Regions from separate parts of the Mus musculus genome. Here region 2 is linked to region 1. Evidence: chromatin contacts called from ENCODE Hi-C data. All regions are on one chromosome and are shown on one strand. Each heading gives the region's core, a stretch centred on a gene start or an enhancer-like site at or near the end of the contact. The rest is flanking DNA. Distances are from core to core; before and after follow the strand shown. Region 1 holds the start of Fhl3 (four and a half LIM domains 3). Region 2 holds the start of Laptm5 (lysosomal-associated protein transmembrane 5).

Region 1 (4,806 bases), core at 1,154-3,653:
AAGAAACAAGCCAGTAAGTAGCATGTTCCACCATGGATTTTGCCCAGGCTCCTGCCCTGACTTCCCTTGAGCCGCTGCAATGTGGAATTGTAAGCTGAAATAAGCCCTTGGCTCTCTAACTTGCTTTTGGTCATGGTGTTAGAAAGCTAACAGCAAGCAGGCTCATGCACCAAGCCATCTCTCTAGCCCCCACACCCCTATTGCATTTTTAAAGAGAACTGACTCCAGAGGGTTGTCCTCTGACACAAGCACACAGGTACACTAGCACTAGCATGCACATGTGAGCCCACATACACACAAACCACCCAGATATACACCATATATATATGTATGTGTTTATTGGATAATTACATGAGTTTATATATGTGAAGTATTTAGGGAATGGTGCAAACTGGAAGCTCAGAGTTTTGGCTCTTGGTAAAGGCCTTCAATAGCACTTCAAGTCATAAAAAAAAGAAGAAAGACCCCAAGATGAAGCACCTTTACTGCTCACTAACAACTCTTCCTTTCCTGAAGGCTCTGCCCTAGTTATAGTTTCTATCGCCGGGAAGAAACCATGACCAAAAAGCAAGCTGAAGAGGAAGCGGTTTATCTGACTTCTACTTCATCATAGTGCATCACTGAAGGATGTCAGGACAAGAACACAAACAGGGCAGGGACCTTGAGGCAGGAGTTGATGTGGAGACCATGGAGGGGTGCTGCTTACTGGCTTGCTCCTCATGGCTTGCTCAGTCTGCTTTCTTATGGTATCCAGGACCACCAGCCCAGGGATGGCACCACCCACCATGGCACTGGGCTGGCTCTTCCTCCATCAATCACTAATTAGAAAAATGCCCTACAGGCTTTCTTACATCCTGATCTTATGGAAGCATTTCTCAATTGAGGTTTCCTCCTTACAAACAAACAAACACCTCTAGATTGTGTCAAGTTGACACAAAACTAGACAGTACAGTTTCCCACCATTGTCCCCACTTCAGGTCAGGACAGACAGACCCCTCTCGCTGTCTACTCCAACCAGGAATGATAGTGTTTCCTGCATTCCTGTACATAGAGCTCCCTAGACCTGGGAGACAAGTCCCAGAGGAAGGGCTCACCCTCAGACTGTCTGATAGTAGGTGCCTGGCAGGGAGTGGCAGGGGGTCCAAATGAAAGCAGTGTGTGACATTCATCCCTCATTTACTGCAGGTCAAACACTGGAGTAGATACTGGGAATGCAGTAGTGAAAAAAAAAAAAAAAAAAAACCGACCCAACCTCTGCCCTCGTGGCATTTGCAATTTAAGAATCAACAACATTTAAGCAATCCTTTAACTCTGAAAGAAAACCTGGCCTAGAGGCTGTCTTAGGACCTAGCAACCAGACCCCTGATACAGAAGGGAAGGCGCCACACCAGCCTTGAAGGGTCTTAATCCCCAAAATGCTAGCAAGGCTGGATGCAGCCTTGAATTAGGGGGGGCCTCTCTGGACATCTGAATCATCCCCGAGACGCAAAGGTTATTACCAGGGTTAGTTTGTTGTCTCTTGTTTTGCAAACAGCACAACAGAGCTCCCCCACCCCCACCCCGCCCTCCAGATCAAGGCTATTTATTCCTAGTGACAAGCCTGAGGATCCCAAGGGGGGTGGCCTCAAGGACCTGGATGGGCCTCGTGTCCCTGGCAGACACTAGTCCTCCCTTCCCGGAATAGGGTAGAAGCTGGAGGATCAAAAACTGCACAAGTTCCCTCCCTTCTTAACCACCCCTGCCTGCACCAACCACTCGCACTGTTCACACACCCTCTCGAGAAACCCAAAGCCAGGGAGGCCGAGGATTAGGGTCTCCCTGAGCCTCAAAGGTCAAAACTATTCCTGGGCACTATAGAAACCTCAGTGCCAGGGCACAGTTGAGGATGGGGAGGTTGTTGCCTGTGCTTTCGCCAGTCGCTTATAGAATAAAGCCCTTTGAAATTGAGGAGGATAAAGGCTCGCTCTCTTTAGCCCAAGTTTCTAGAAAAAAAAAAAAAACCTTGATCTCCGCTGGTAAGGCAGAATCAAAACCACGCCTCCAGCCGGCTGGATTAAGGCCTCCTTCCCAAGCTAAGGTTTAGTGTAACATCTGGGGATGAGCTAGAGGGAAAAGAGGAAGGGAGGTCTGGTCTCCAGATGGACTCTAGCTAGTCCTAGGAGCTCTGCACCCCTGGCCTGAGATCGCTTCCAGCCGTCCCCCGGGGTCCGAAGGGCGCAGGAGGCGGGTTAAGCTGCAGGGGGCGAGCAAGGAGTGGTCGAGGAGGTCAGAGCACCAGGTTCGACTGGGCTGGGCTCGCCGCAGGCAGGAGGGGGCGGGGTCTGGCCCTTGCGGGCGGGTTGGGGGCCCGGGGGCGGGGTCCGGGCGGGGCGGGCCCGAGCACTTCCTCGGAGGCTTAGGGCCGCGCGCCCACTCGCCCACACAGTCAGTCGCAGCCGGCTACCTCGCCGCTGCTCTCTCGGCCCCCCTCCGCCTGGCCCACAGGTAGGAGCCGCCGGGCGATCGGCTCCCGCCCCACCCACGCCGCGCGCGCCCAGCTCCCGCGCCCGCTTCGAGGTGAGAGTCCCCCGCCCCAGCTGCGCTCGGACCAGGGTCGCTCTCTGGGCCCCTCACCCCTGTCTTCTGCTGGGGCATCCCGAATTCGGGACCCCACGCGCCTGCACGGACCCCACCGCTCCGCGCCTCCCGGCCGGGCGGGGACCGCCAGAGTTGCAAGGGGTGGGGACCAAGTTTGAACTAGAAAAGCTACAGAGATCAGCAGGGTTGGAGAAACTGAGGCTCTTAGGGAGCCTGGTAGAACAGACAAGGACGCGCGCCCCAGGAGGCTACCGGGACCACTCCAACGAGGGCAGAGAATGGCCGGATGAACTTCTCGAGGCACGGCGGGGACCCGGGTTCTGGGGAGCATTTTAAGAAGCAAATGTATGGCCCCAGGGAACTCATTGCTAGCACCCTTCCCAGGGCCTTGGAGGGCCCCGAGGCTGGAGCTTGTTAGACTAGCGCTAAATCTGCCTCCCGGAGGCCTAAAGAGACTCTCAGGTCAGAGACATAGAGACGTCGAGAGAGACCAAGACTTGGATATGAACAGGGATAGAGATCCCCAGAGTGGAGGCCCTACTGGGACACAGCTCCAGAGATACAGGAACACCTTCACCCAAACACAAAGACGGGTACTGACTAAGCTCAAGGGTACTGAGAGGTACGGAGTGGAGGCTAGAGTTCGCTGAGGAGAGACACCTAGTGTGTTCACTGACAGCTGCCCCAGGCTTGAAAGGGTGGAGGCAAGGCTAGGGGGAAATTGACTCTTAGCCAGCCCATCCCCCAGGAGGCAGAGGACCTGAGGCTGTAAAGCTGAGCTGAAGAGAGAGAGAGAGCCCCATACACACACAGCCACTAAGACAGCGCCAACTTATTTTTAAACTCAAATCTTGGACGCTCTGCTTCAGCCCTAGGGGACTCTGGGGTGAATGAAATGTCCCTCTCCTGTTCTCGGAGCAGCTGCAGGATCTGCTCCCTTCGCCCTAAACTGCTTTGACTTCCAGGCCCTGTGGGGAAGAGGGGCAGTGGAGAGTTTGGGATTGGTGCCTGGTTGGGGGGGGGCTCTAATTTCTCCCCTAAGTCTCTTGTCAAGGGGGAGGGGTCTTCTCTGAGTTACAGCTGTGGGGTCTGGCCAGGGTCCTCCTGGACTTGGGATGGGCGGGGGGGGGGGGTTGCGGGAGGCGGGGAAGGGGGATATACTAAAGGGTTGAGCAGTTGGCATGGGTAATTGGAAAGACTTCTGGGTGTCTTCCAATGGCAGGCTGGCAGCCGGGGAAGACAGCCAGCTCTAGTGTATCTCCTGTTCGCCCTCCCTCCCCCCCAAAGGATGACTGCCCCTTCCACCACTACCAAAGCATTTCTAGGCAGAGTTCCCCTCTGATGGATAGGACACTTCTGCTCCAATTGCTGAACAGCCTTGGCCATGCCCCTAGCCTGCCCCTGGTATCTTGTACTGAGCTCTAAAGGGGACCTATACTCTGTCCTTCCTTTTCGTAAGCTGAGATGCAGTGGTCGTGGGGTGTGTATTTTGTAGATGACAAGGAATCTAGCAAGTATGTGCTCCTGGGAACTAACCATCTCTAAGGTCTTTAAAGTCCCCCCCACCCCACCCTGGTATCCCACTGGCTGGGCTAGAGCTTACGATGTGTACCAGTGGTTCCCTCAGACTTCACTAAGACTCCCAAGGTCACATCCCAGGTTAACTCTTGCTTCGGGCCTACCTGAGACTACCACTGTTTGGCTCCAGTAGGAGTTGAGGGGCTTGTTGTAAAAATACAAGTGACTAGCGTTTACTTACAGTGATTAGCGTTTACTACAGACTTATTACAGAAGCTGTCATGGGGATTATCACATTTTAGCTTGACAGCTGTCCTAGGAGAGGGAGGTAGTAATAGTATCTCATTTAACTGGTTGCACCTATACTCTCAGGGAATGAAAACTGTATACCCAAGGTCACAGGATTTCAAGTCAGGTGTATTTTTTGTGACTCAAGCAAGCTGTTATCCACTGGACACCATACAGAAAGATATCCTGCCACTCAGCTCTGAGAAGTTCACTCTGTGTGTGTGTGTGTGTGTGTGTGTCTTTTTTTTTTTAATATTTATTTATTATATCTTAAGTACACTGTAGCTGACTTCAGACACACCAGAAGAGGGCATCAGATTTCATTACGGGCGATTGTGAGCCACCATGTGGTTGCTGGGATTTGAACTCAGGACCTCTGGAAGAGCAGTCAGTGCTCTTAGCTGCTGAGCCATCTCTCCAGCC
Region 2 (4,806 bases), core at 1,693-4,192, 6.2 Mb after region 1:
CACACACATGTAACCCAATCCTCTCTAGAAGTCACTTTACCATGTAAAATAATCAAGTGTGGATTTCAGGGTTACCAGGTGGGTGCTGTGGGGTGCTCTGTCCTGCCAACAATGGTGGCCTCTGGTAGAGTCTGGTTTTAAGGATACCGGTCACCTGCTCCTCAGGACAGTTGCAGGGGGAAAAGAACTAGTCAGGTTCATTCCCAAGGGGACTGTGGCCTCCACAGGGAGTCACTAGCCTGTGGAGTCAGGTGACCCAGCCAGGAGCAAGGGACTCCAGGTCTTGGCAGGTAGACAGTGTAAGGAGGGAGTGTGTGTGTGTGTGTGTGTGTGTGTGTGTCTGTGGGGGACTTGGGTTCAAATCTCACCTCTGTCTCCTCACAGCCCTCCAGCAGGGTGTAGATGAAGGGGTGGGCGGGACTGCCAGAGCGGAAGCCAACAGATGCTTCCTGTGACCGCCCCCCCCCCCTCACTTCGTCTGCCCCGCAGCCTCTGCAGTGTGGAAACAGCAGCTCAGAGAGGCCAAGCTCTGTTCTTGAGATAATGCAGCAACTGGGAGGGGCTGGGCTTTCCCAGGGGCCCGAGATTTCAAGCTGGGTTGTAGCCGCCATGTCTACATGCAGGCAAGACCTCCTTACTATTTCCTTTAAATCCACCAACTGCCTTTTAATTTAATGTGTCTGTTTTAAACTGGAGCTTTATAAGGTCTTGTCAAGGAGGAGTCATAGAATTCATGGGCTGGCTATCATGTATTTTTATAAGGCACATTAAAATAAATTTATCACTATAAAAGCAAAATTGTCTGTCTGCAGATTGTTTAAACTGATGTCACACAGGGTAGGTATGCCTTATCCCTCTCCTCGGAACCGGCTCTGCACCTGGCTCTCCAGACCACGGTAGTATTACCGCAGGCTGTCTGTCATGATTTGTGTCTGTCCATCACCTTTCCAGCCATCAGATCCCAGGGGCCTTGGGGTTTCCCAGAAGTGCTCAGTTCTACTCCAGGGCATCCACCCTGGTCCCTCTGCTGCTCTCCTTACCCAGCTGGAAGTTGTCAGGATTCGAACCCAGGCTACGAGTCCTTTTATGTCAGGGCTCAGCAAGACTTTTGAAGAAGAAAGTGACTTTCAAATGAAGTATTGAAGGGATGACCAGGTCTGCCAGGAGCTTGTGTGTGTGTGTGTGTGTGTGTGTGTGTGTGTGTGTGTGTGTAAGCCAGGTGTTGACTCTGAGTGTCTTTCTCAATGGCTCTCCATATTAGTTTTGGAGACAGGTTCTCTCACTCAACCCGGAGTTCACCTACCGGATTGCAGATGGGCCACCTTACCAAGCCAGCACACGTGTGCTGGGAACCTGAACTCAGGACCTCAGGTCCTCAAGCTTGCTTGGCAAATACTCTATCGATTAAGCTATCCCCCCAGTGCTCAACCTGCCTGATTTTGTTGCCCTGACAGGACAACTCTTTTCAAGATGAGTATGCTGGGGGCCGTTTCTAATCTCTCCTGGGGCAAAAAATGCTGTGGTGTCCAATCCAAACTCCACAGTGTCACAGGACACCTGCTTGGGGCTTCCCACAGGTCTGAGCAAGGGCTTCTTGTCCCTTCCTTTATTGCAGCGTGGGTCATTTATCCCCTGAGACATCAGGGAAGAGTCTTAAGTCAGGGAAGAGTCTCAAACTTACTAATTCCAACGTTTCTTAGAGAGTGGGGAAGAACGCACAATCCCAGGTTTCTGTCTCGAGGGACCCTGCAAAGCGGGTTCGGCCAGGGGTCTCCCAGATCTCCTCCAGGGGTTACAGACCACAAGAGAAAGAGCCTATTACAGGGGCCTGGTACACACTCATGCCTATGGCTTCCCATGTGACAATTCTTCAGAGCCCAGAGTGAGGAGGAGATGGAGATGTGTGAGAAGCCCAGCTTCAGGGAGGGCCTCTAGGGCAGCGGTTCTCAACCTTCCTGGTGCTGTGGTCCTTTAACACAGTTAGTTCCTCATGCTGTGGTGATCCCCACCCATAAAATTATGTTTTGTTGCTACCTCATAACTGTAATTTTACTTCTGCTATGAGTTGTAATGTAAATATCTGATATCCAGAATATCTGATATGTGACTCCCATGAAAGGGTCGGCCGACCCCTGGACAGGTTATGATCCACAGGTTGAGAATTACTACTCTAGAGGCAGTTGGCCTCCGTTCCAGTTCCCACTCCTTTTTAGACTATCTTGGTGACTGCAAGGGAGAAATGGCTTCATCCTGTGCCTCAGTTTTTTCATCTGTGCAATGGGGATAAGAATAGCACCTCCTCCTGGGAAGTGACAGTATTCGCCTTTAATCCCAACACTTGGTAGGGAGAAGCAGGCAGATCTCTATAAGTTTGAGGCCAGCCTGCTCTACAGAGTGAGTTCCAGGACAGCCAGGGCTCTACAAAGAAACCCTGCCCCCCCCCTCCCCCCGCAAACCAAACCAAATCAGACCAGACCAAACCAAACCAAACCAAACCAAACCAAACCAACAGTCCCTCCCTGGAACAGCCCAGGTAAGGAGCTAAGCTTCACAGGATCTCGAAGGAGCAGTTTACTGACAGCTACTGTTTTTACAACCAGACACATTTGAGTTTGAATCCTTCCATTAGAACTACTGTTTGATTAGGGACAGATTTCCATATCGGATTCTTTTTCTAGAAAAGGGCTTCTAGGGCGGTGTTCAGCATCCAGGAAGCAGAGTGCATATAAATGCGGAGCCCAGCCCTGGTGAAGCATTGGAGCCCCTGGGAGTGGTAGATGCCTCAGTCGGGCTCCCTGTGACCCCCCCCCCCCTTCCCTCCCCTGCAGCTGCTACAACCCAGACTTACAGACCTGGCCCCTACCGTCTGAGGGCAAGGCGGAAGTGAGGCAGGCAGCCTGTGGCTTCCTCTTTTTTGTTCTGCTGTGGGCCCAAGACTCCTTACTCAGAGCCTCCGAAGAGGGGACTGCGCACCATGGCCTCCCGTGCAGCGCCGGTCAGACAGACATGCTGTTGTTTCAACATCCGAGTCGCCACCATAGCCCTGGCCATTTACCACATAGTGAGTATTGGGGAGTCTGGGGTGTTTGGTGTGTGTGTGTGTGTGTGTGTGTGTGTGTGTGTGTGTGTGTGCGTGAGGACACACTGAGACCTTCCAACTGGGGGATTGCTACCTATTACTTGTCTGTGGGACCCTGGACAAGCCCTGTGCTACTCTGGGCCTTAGTAGTTCCCTGTGGAGTTGAACAGAATAGTGCCCTTTTGGTTGTGGCTGTGCAAAGAGAAAGGCAGGCTGGCAACGGGGAGGAGTGCAGGTTGGGATTGTTCCAGGATGCCAAGCTCCACACAGGCCCGGGTGTAGGGCTTTCTGGGCCCTTTCCTAGTCTGGGGTCTGGGTTTACCTTTGGACTTCTACTGGGAACCAGCGACTGCTTCCTCTCAGCTCACAGCTCAGTCAAGCTGCCACCTTCTCCCTTCAAGGATGGCTTAAGCTTTGTGGCTGGGGAACTGCTTGGGGGTGGTGGGGGGCAGCCAGCATGTCACAGTGGCTGTCATTGTCACAGTGTGACCCCAGGTCCAGTCTTAGTGACCAGGGATAAGGCTCTCCCTTTGGAGTGGCCTAAAGTTGGAGTCTCTGTTCTCTTCTGCTGGGATTTACCCCTCACCCCCTGCCCCTGGCCACACTTAGCTCTCTGAGGCCCAAACATTTCTTGGCTTCAGTGACTCAGACAGAACCTGTGGCTAACAGCTCTCCTGGGCCTGGAAGAGCTTCCTCAAAATCAACCTAAATCCGTAGGCTGCTGCGCAGAGCCTGGTGACATCTGCTTCCGGCCACAGGCCGTGTGGCACCAGGCAGTGGTACAAACCAGTTCTGTCCTGAAGCTCTTGTGTGCACCTCCCTGCCCCCCTCCCCCATTCCCAGCCTTTGCTGTGCAGTCTCACATGACTTGTTGAACCTCTCTGAGCCTGTTTCTTTAGATCAAAACAGAAGATGAGGATGATAAGAGCTGTGTGTTGGGTGGCTGTGTGGGTGAAGTTGATATCTATAAAGCATGAGGGACATGTGCAACATGGTCCCCTGCCTTTCCATGAGTGTGTCTTGACCCACCTGTCCACCGAAAGCAGGGGTTCTCAACCTTCCTAATGTTGCGACTCTTAAATACGGTCCCTCACGTTGTGGTGACCCCACCCTCCCCAACCGTAACATTATTTTCATTGCTACTTCATAACCATAATTTTACTACTGTTATGAATCATAATGTAAATATATTTTTAGATAAAGAGTTGTCAAAAAGGTCTCAACCCATAGGTTGAGAACCACTGTTCTAGGGCCTGGCATGGGGGATGGGGAGACTCAGAGTCTGTCCTGTACAGCCTCAGCCAGCACAGGAGCTGAGAGGGGCGGTGGCACTCTGTCTCGGCATCAATTCTTTCAGATTGTCATTGCTGAGATAGCACACCATTCTGGGAAGGACGTGACAAGGGTCCTTATGCCAGCTCTGCCAGAGCCAGCTGTTTGAGCTCCTGGGAAAACCCGGCTTGGGGCTTGCTTCCCTATCTAAAGTGGAGACCAGGGGCTGTGGATGGGATCTTTGAACTTAGACGTTTGCAGTATGCTGGAGGTGGGGGTGGGTCACTAAGTGGCTTCAGTGGGGTGGAGGGGCTTGCGGTCGCTGGAACCCTTGCTCCATCTGCTCTGGTGGCTCTGCTCCTGTCTTGCAGAGAAATGTTTCCTGTCTGATTGGCTGGCATCTCAGAAGAGCATAAACATATTAAAAAGTAAATAAACCTGGCAGGCTGCATCGT

The links. A loop is a pair of places that touch in the nucleus more often than their neighbours do.
Region 2: a loop to region 1 is called in a map of regulatory T cell, with 12 times the contacts of the local background. The contact joins the promoter of Laptm5 here to the promoter of Fhl3 in region 1. A Hi-C loop is called at or near these places in 2 of 37 maps with a recorded cell type or tissue (T-helper 17 cell and regulatory T cell).

The regions. Positions count from the first base shown.
Region 1 is chr4:124,698,296-124,703,101 of GRCm38, forward strand. It overlaps Fhl3 (four and a half LIM domains 3), which reads left to right and starts at 2,404. Exons shown (of 6, transcript NM_010213.3): 1 at 2,404-2,556.
Region 2 is chr4:130,910,374-130,915,179 of GRCm38, forward strand. Laptm5 (lysosomal-associated protein transmembrane 5) reads left to right here and starts at 2,943. Exons shown (of 8, transcript NM_010686.4): 1 at 2,943-3,061. The coding sequence starts at 2,975. Gm38599 (a long non-coding RNA gene) reads right to left here and starts at 3,519. Exons shown (of 5, transcript XR_001784452.2): 1 at 3,402-3,519.